Regions from separate parts of the Homo sapiens genome. Here region 2 is linked to region 1. A link is a contact called in ENCODE Hi-C data. All regions are on one chromosome and are shown on one strand. Each heading gives the region's core, a stretch centred on a gene start or an enhancer-like site at or near the end of the contact. The rest is flanking DNA. Distances are from core to core; before and after follow the strand shown.

Region 1 (3,792 bases), core at 614-3,113:
GTTGCTGGACCACAGGGTAATTCTATGCTTAACTTTTTGAGGAGCCGCCAGGCTGCGTCCCACAGTGGGCTCCTTGCTGATATTTTCAGGCACTCAGCTCTGCAGTCTGCACTGCCAGACACCTGGACCCGAGTGAGTCTGAGGAGCACGGTGCTTTGAGGAGCTGCTGGCTCTCCCAGGGGCTCCTTGATGGGGCTCCTGTTGCCTCTGCCTGTCCCGGGGCTGCTGCTGCTGGAAGCTGAGACTCATCCTCATTTTCCATGCAACCACGGGCAGGAAGGAGCCTGCACGCGACATGCCAGGGTGCGCGCTTACCCTGGGCCCCTCGTGCACCGGAGGAAGAGGCCTGCCTGGCTGTGGGGTAGGGTGGGGCCAGCTTCTGGGCTGGGCGCTCTGGCTTCCGGGACACCAGGCGGAATGGCTAAAGCAGGGAGACACAGGCCCCTGTAGAGCTACTGGGGCGGTGACAGCTGGACTTGGATGCTGGCTTCATGACCGTGCTCCCCAGCGTTCCCACCTGGTGATGTCCCTCCCCTGGAATCTGCCGGAGGCCCAGGACTTTCTGACCCACAGGATGCCCCAGGAATGACACCATATGACATCTGAGGCCAGGTCACACAAAGCCTGGCAGCTTGGCCTGGCCTGGTGAACGTGCTCTGGAGGGAGCCAGCTGCCACGGGAGAATCCAACTACCCCGAGACCACCATGCTGCAGGGAAGCCCACGCCAGCCACATGGGAGGCCAGCCGGCCCTAGCTGTTCCAGCCACCCAACTGAGGGCGGGGGCGAAGAGGCCATCCTGGACGGTCCACCCCGTTTGGCCTTCAGACGACTCCAGCCCCAGCTGCCACCTGATTACAACTGCAGAGAGACCCCAAGACAGGGCTGCCTGGCTGAGCTGGGCAACCCACAGGCCAGGCGATAACGGGGTGCTTTAAGGCACTAAGCTTTGGAGGAGTGTTTTGTTACACGGCAATAGTTAACAGGGAACTGGGAGTCGATTTCAAGCTCACATGGCCAGTCCACCCTGAGCATGTCCCCTGGGCCATAGTTCAGAAAGCAGGTGCAGGTCAGGGTTCAGGGCCAGTGTGGGCCTCAATATTGTTTCCTGCCCCCGTGGAGGCCGTGGTGGCATTTGGAGGGGGTCCTTGGAATCCATGCCCAAGGAAGCACTGAAGCTGCCTGGGACCCTCCCACACCCAGGAAGGGCCGTCATCAAGGTAGGACTTGCAGGGGGAGGGAAGGGCAGCTGGCTTTTGAGTGGAGGAGGGACAGCTCCAGAGACAGCGTGGCAGCTCCCAGCCACCCTCGCCACCAGGAACCTCGAGGGGAGGCCCCCTCGGCCCAAGCTCTGGCCCCTCCAGCTCCCTACTCTCCTCTCCCCTAGCTTCCTTCCAGGGCCCTCTCTCTTTGGTCTCCTGTGATTTTCTTCCTGGGCCCACAGTCCCTCCCTCCCTGGGGGGCTGCCCCGCCCCCGGCCCCGCCCGCGGACCCCTGGAGTAACTTAATCTCGGGGTTGTGGTCCATCCCCAGAGTGGGGAGGCATCCGCTCGGCCCATCGCACCCCAAAGCTGCAGGCCCTTAGCTCCAACCACCGCCAGGCCCTCCCTCCCCCAGCCAAGAGGTCCCGAGTCCCACCCAAGCACTGTACCCCGGCCCGGCTGGCCCCGCCCGGCGGCCGGGGTCGACCCGGCCAGTCCTTCCCCCGGGCGACGCCCACGTGCCTGCGCGGCTTCCCTGGCACCGCGGCGACCAGCGCCCCGAGGCGCGCGGCACCCGACAGGTGGCACCTGCGAGCCCCGCCCACCTCGGCCGCCCCGCCCACCTCGGCCGCCCCGCCCCGCGCGCCCACGGAGCATGCTCAGAGCCGCGGTCACGCGCCCGCCCGAAGGCTCCTGTCGGGACAGGGCGCCGCCCCGTGTCGGCCCCCGCAGAGCTCGCGGCCCCCGCCTGTCCGGGCGCCGCCATGGAGCGCATCGAGGGGGCGTCCGTGGGCCGCTGCGCCGCCTCACCCTACCTGCGGCCGCTCACGCTGCATTACCGCCAGGTGAGCCCGCGCCCCCGCGTCCCCCGCGCCCCCGCCGGCGGCCCGGCCCACGACCCGCGCCCCGCCCACCATCTTCCGCGCTGCCGGCCCCGCCCCGGAGCCCCGCCCCCGCCTCCCGCCGATCTCCCGGGCGGCCGCTTGTCCGCCCGCCGGATCGCGGGTTCCCAGACCCAGTGAGCCCCCAGGCCGGGGAGGGGCCGCGGGAGGGACATCTGAGGGGGCACCACTCATCCTTTCAAGGAAGCATTGCTGGGCCCCATCCTTCCCGCCCGCCCAATCCGACCCTCTTGGCAGTGGAACTCCTTGGTTGCCCTGGGGATCAGGGAAGGCTTCCTGGAAGTGGTGGCTTTCATGCTACCACTTGAAGGAGGAGATAGCTGGGCCGAGGAGGAGGGAGCAAGGAGCGCAGAGGCCGGGCGCAGGGAGGTAGGAGAAGGAGCTGAGTGAGAACTTGAGAGAGCCTCTCAAAGCAGGCTTCCTCCTTGGGGTTTTTTCCAGGGAGGGCACCTCCTTGGAGTCTCCATCTGCCTAAGCTCAGCCTTCCCCACCTCCTAGGGTGTCACCTTCTCCCATGCCAGGCCACGGCACAAGAGGCTGTATTGCCTCACTTAGCACCAGGCACATGGTAGGTTCACAAGGAATATTTTGTTTTGTTTTGTTTTTGAGACAGGGTCTTGCTGTCGCCCAGGCTGGAGTGCAGTGGCATGGTCACAGCTCACTGCAGCCTCAACCTCCTGGGCTCAAGCGATCCTCCTGCCTCAGCCCCCGCCCCAGTAGCTGGGACCACAGGTGCACACCACCACACCTGGCTAATGTTTAAATTTTTTTGTAGAGACGACGTCTCACTGTTGCCCAGGCTGGTCTTGAACTTCTGGCCTCAACCGATCCTCCTGCCTTGGCTTCCCAAAGCATGGGGATTACAGGCATGAGGCATATGTGTTGGGTGAAGGAGCTGCTGCCATCCTTTTCCCACATCCAGTGGATCACTGAGTCCCGGGCCGTCTTCCTCCAAGCCCAGCCCTGTCCAGTTAGGGCCCCACCTTTTGCTTGCATGCCCACCTGCCCCCAGCAGATCTCCCCTCTGCCAGAGCTCCTTCATGCCATTAAGGCAAAGACCACCTTCCTGGTCACAGTCAGTCCAGCCCCCCAGCCTATCAGGTCAGGTGGTCCAGGTCGCAGTGCCTCTCTGCCTGCCTGCCTCCCTCCCTCAGGGGGCATCCTGTCCCCCCCATCACATCCAGGACTCTGCCCCTCGCCATCCTGGAGAAGCCCTCTTGGCCCCCAGCCTGAGAGAGGCCCTGTGCCCCTCACTTTCCCTGTTGCGGGAGTCCTGTTGGCGCTGGAGGACAGGGGATCCCTCTCCCCAAGGCGAAGCTAAGCTGGTGGTGCTGGCAGGGGGCAGCTGGGATCAGTCGGGGTACAGCAGGTGGAGACATGGGGTCACTGCCCTTTTCCCTGACGTTGGCCATATGGGATGCCTGCTTGTGGCTGCACAGTCCCCACAGGGCTGGGTCTCAGGCAGCAGGTGCAGGCCCAGGCAGGTGCCCTCTGTGGCCCTGGTGGCAGCACTCTCTCCCTCACTCCCCGTGAAGCCTCAGGGCAGCCCTTGCAGCCTCAGCGGGCAGCCCGCCGGCACAGCTCTGCTGAAGGGTTCTGGTGACCAGAGCTGAGCTGGTTCGGGCTGTGGCTGTGGTGGACACGGATGTAGGCTCGGGCTGGGCGGCATCTCCTCAGGGCCAAGGGACA
Region 2 (3,792 bases), core at 426-2,925, 260 kb after region 1:
GCTAGGCGTGGAGAGGGCAGAGATGGCGGCAGAGTGGGACCCCTACTGCTGGCAGAGGGGGTTGTCCTCTGCTGCAGGGACTCGCCTTATCTCCTCAGAGTGGTCACCCCACAAGGAGCTGGGAGCCAGGCCATCTGGGCCCTGTGGGATGTGGGCTCCCATCCCCACTCCTACCCCCAAAGCAAGCAGTCAGGCTGCCCCAGGTGCCACCATGGGGGAAGGGTGCCTCACAAGTACAGAGGCGCCCTCCCCGGGTGCAGGGAGGGGTCTGTGCCCAGCATGGTCACCTGGCTGGCCAGCCTCTGACTGAGACATCCACCAGGGCAGGAGCTGGCTGGCCCCTGGCTGGGATGGGGATGTCTCCGAGGTTTGGGGCCTGGGCCTGGGCAGTGCTGAGTGCCAGTGTCTGCAGCCAGGCTGGGCGCTGGGACCCAGGGCTCGGTGGGTCGGCTGTCCACCCAGGAGCAGCCAGCTCAGCCTCCAGGCCTCTGGGGTTCGTCTGGGCTGTCCTCCCACGGGTCAGGGCTGAGGGCTTTGAGAACCTGGCCTGCCTCAGCATGGGGCGGAAATGCCAGGAACACCACAGGAGTCGGGCCTGGACTGAGTCTGCCCTGGAGACCAAGCGTTATGGGGGATTGGGGGTAGGAGCATAAACCAAGTGTGGGGACAGGGGACTCAGGCCAAGTCACTGCGGCCCAACTCCCCCCACGCTGGGGGGTCCTGCAGAGGTGGGTGGGTGCCGCCCCCACCCCAGAGCTGAACTCTGGGGGATGCTCCCCCCACCCCACAGAGGAGACCTCAGGGTGCCCACCGTGTCCCCACTGTCCCCAGGGATTCAGGGCCCAGCATCGGGCCTTTGCTCTCCCCCACTAACTCTCAGAAGAGGAAACATGGAATCCTGGGCTGTGGCTGGTCAATGAGAGGAAACATGGAATCCTGGGCTGTGGCTGGGCAACGAGGTGCCAGGGCTGTTCTTGGACAGCTGCTCCCCACACTCCCTGCCCTCACCAGAGAGGACCTTTGCTCCCTTAAATGCTCCAGGCAGACGGGCAGCTCAGAGCACAGAGGCGCTGCCTCTTGCAGGCCCCATCTCAGACTTGGAGCCTGTCCAAGTCCCCTCCCAGGACTACAGACCCCAGAGCGCCTCACCACCTCCTCCTGCAATGGAACCTGGGAGGACCGCCAGCCAGGTTGGCTCAAGCTGAGAGACCCCTGCAGAGTAGGGCTGTAGCCCCCTGGTCCCATGGTAGATAGCGTAAGACCCTGCAGACATCAGAGGTCATGGCTGAAGGTGCCAGATTTCCTGCCCTGCAGGGCATTAGGCATGGCTGCCAGTCCCAGGCTGAGGTAGAGGGCCCAGCTGTCACCTGGCTGGAGAGCCAGGGCCCAGCTTATCCCAGCTGCACGGACTGGGGACGGAGCGAGTCATCTACAGGACTAGCTGGAGGCTGTGTGACTCTCTGGACCTGGGGTTGCTGGGAGGCTGAGGCCATAGGGAGGCAGACAGCAGCCCTTTCCCCATGCCTGGCTTTTCTCAGCTGCCCTGGCCTCATTGGCACATACCTCTGGGGGTCCTGCCTTGGTGTCTATCCTGATTCCAGCCGCAGACTGCAGGCCCTCAGCTCACGGGGCAGGCTCGGTGCTGCCTGTGCTCCACACCAACCTCCTCTTCTCTGCAGCTCACCTCCTCCTCTCTGCAGCTGGCTCCTTCCCCTTCCAGCTACTTCCTCTTTGTCCTGAGAGGCCCCCTCTCATCTGAGACAGAAACAGACGGCTGGAGCTGGGTGGGCGGGCTAGAGGGTAGGGCTGAGAACCTTCACCTCCAGGAAAAATCTACACCCCACTCCCTCGAGGTAGAGGCCCTCCAGTTGCGGGCCTACGAATCGGAGTCAAGTTCAGCTGCAGGCCACAGACACCTAAGGAACAGTGGCTTCAGCAAGGTTGTTCATTACTCTCGAACACTAAGCAGGTCCAGGGGCTGGCAGGCTAGAGACGGCCTTGCTAGAGATGATGGCATTGCTCCACTGCCATTGGGAGCCAGGCTCTCAGATCCCAGTCCCTAGGATCCCTGCCTTCATGGCCTCACAGTGGCTGCTGGAACTCAGCCATTGCCTCTGTGTTCTTAGCAGAGAATAAGGGACATCCCAGAGGAGACTTCCTGGAAGTCCCACAGGGCACTTCCACTTATCTGTGATCTGGAACTTGATCTAGAACTTAGTCACATGGCTACACTTAGCTGCAAGGGAGGCTGAGCAATGGAGGTAACTAGGGTCTTTATCTTGGAGAACGAAGCTGGGGCTGCTCACTGGCATATCTGAAAAGGTGGGCCTGGCTAGAAGCTCCTAGCAAGGGGCTCTGCCTCCCACTGCCCCACCCCCCGACTGGGGTCCCTGAGTAAGGTCTGGGACCTTGAGAACACTCCTACTTTCAATGAGGTCTGGGTGTCCACCCTGGCTCCTCCTTGTAAGGCCTATGTAGGGCAGGGGTCCAGGGTGATGGCCTCAGGGTGCCTGCAGGACACCAGTCAGGAGGGTGCAGTTCCCAAGGGTGGGGCCTGTCAGCTGCACCCCTGGGGCCAGTCTGGGTGGGCCAGGAAGTGAATGGGGAAGAGATCCATCCTCTCCCTAGCCCCTCCCAGATCTCTCTTCACCTTCCTGATGCTCTGATTTGGCCTTGGGTTCAGCCCTTACCTCCCGGCCATGGTTGGGGAGCCCCAGCCCTCTGGCTGGGTTGCTGGATGCCTGAATGCAGCTGGGCCCCAGGCATGCCCCCGAGGGTTGGGTCCTCCAGGGACTCTGGGTGAGGGTTACTCTGGGTATGGGGAGGGGCAGCCAGGTGGGTCCTGCTGTGACATTTGCAGGGCTGGGGCATGAGTATGAAGGGAGGCTGCCTTCCCTGCACTCAAGCAAAAGGCAGTTAGACAGAACAGGTTCTCTTCTGTCTTTTTTTTTTTCTTTTTCCTTTGAGAGAAGTCTCGCTCTTGTACCCCAGGTTTGAGTGCAACGGCTTTATCTCGGCTCACTGCAACTTCTGCCTCCCGAGTTCATACGATTCTCCTGCCTCTGTCTCCCAAGTAGCTGGGATTAAGGCACGTGCCACCACGCCCGGCTAATTTTTGTATTTTTTATTAGAGACGGGGTTTCACCATGTTGGCCAGGCTGGTCTCGAACTCCTGAACTCAGATGATCCACCCGCCTCGGCCTCCCAAAGTGCTGGGATTACAGGCGTGAACCACAGCGCCCAGTCTCTTCTGTCTGGACAACAATGGTGTGTGAGGGCCTGGAAGGCCAGGGGCAAGTGGAGGACCCCAGGGCTCCTTGGAGCACTCTCAGAAGTCCTTGCAGGAGGGCCAGCCCCAGCCAGTCCCCTCTCCGATTTCCCCACATTGTGAGGGGCCTCAATGAGCCCACATGCTACACCCAGCCCGTGGGTCTGAGCTCATTGCAGCCCCAGAAAAGCACCACGTCACCTCCCCTGGCTGCCCCTCAGGCCAGCAGGACTGGGTACAGCTCAGGCAGCTCTACCTCGGGAGGATGGATCCAGGCTTGGGGATGTTTAAGCAAGGAATCCTGGGCCTTGGGCTCAGGGTTCGGTGGACTGTCCTCTTGGCCTCTCAGGCTGCTTACCCTGGAAGAAAGATTGAGGCTGGAAGGGGCGTCTAGATTCGGGACCCAGGGCAGGCCTCTCAGTGGCTCCGAGGCTGGCTGTGTGGCCAGGAACGACCTGAGGGCAGCTCCTTGCCGGCTCTGCTCCCTGCGCTGCAGGCCCCACCCTGAGGTCTAGGGCCCTTTG

The links. A loop is a pair of places that touch in the nucleus more often than their neighbours do. Pooled maps may share reads with other maps.
Region 2: a pooled map shows a loop between it and region 1 (4-fold over the local background). The contact joins the promoter of PLD4 here to the promoter of NUDT14 in region 1. A Hi-C loop is called at or near these places in 4 of 50 pooled maps.

What each region holds. Positions count from the first base shown.
Region 1 is chr14:105,179,383-105,183,174 of GRCh38, reverse strand. It overlaps NUDT14 (nudix hydrolase 14), which reads left to right and starts at 1,863. Exons shown (of 5, transcript NM_177533.5): 1 at 1,863-2,046. The coding sequence starts at 1,966. RefSeq lists a silencer at 1,694-2,163.
Region 2 is chr14:104,922,762-104,926,553 of GRCh38, reverse strand. PLD4 (phospholipase D family member 4) reads right to left here and starts at 1,675. Exons shown (of 11, transcript NM_138790.5): 1 at 1,564-1,675. RefSeq lists enhancers at 841-1,350, 1,333-1,502.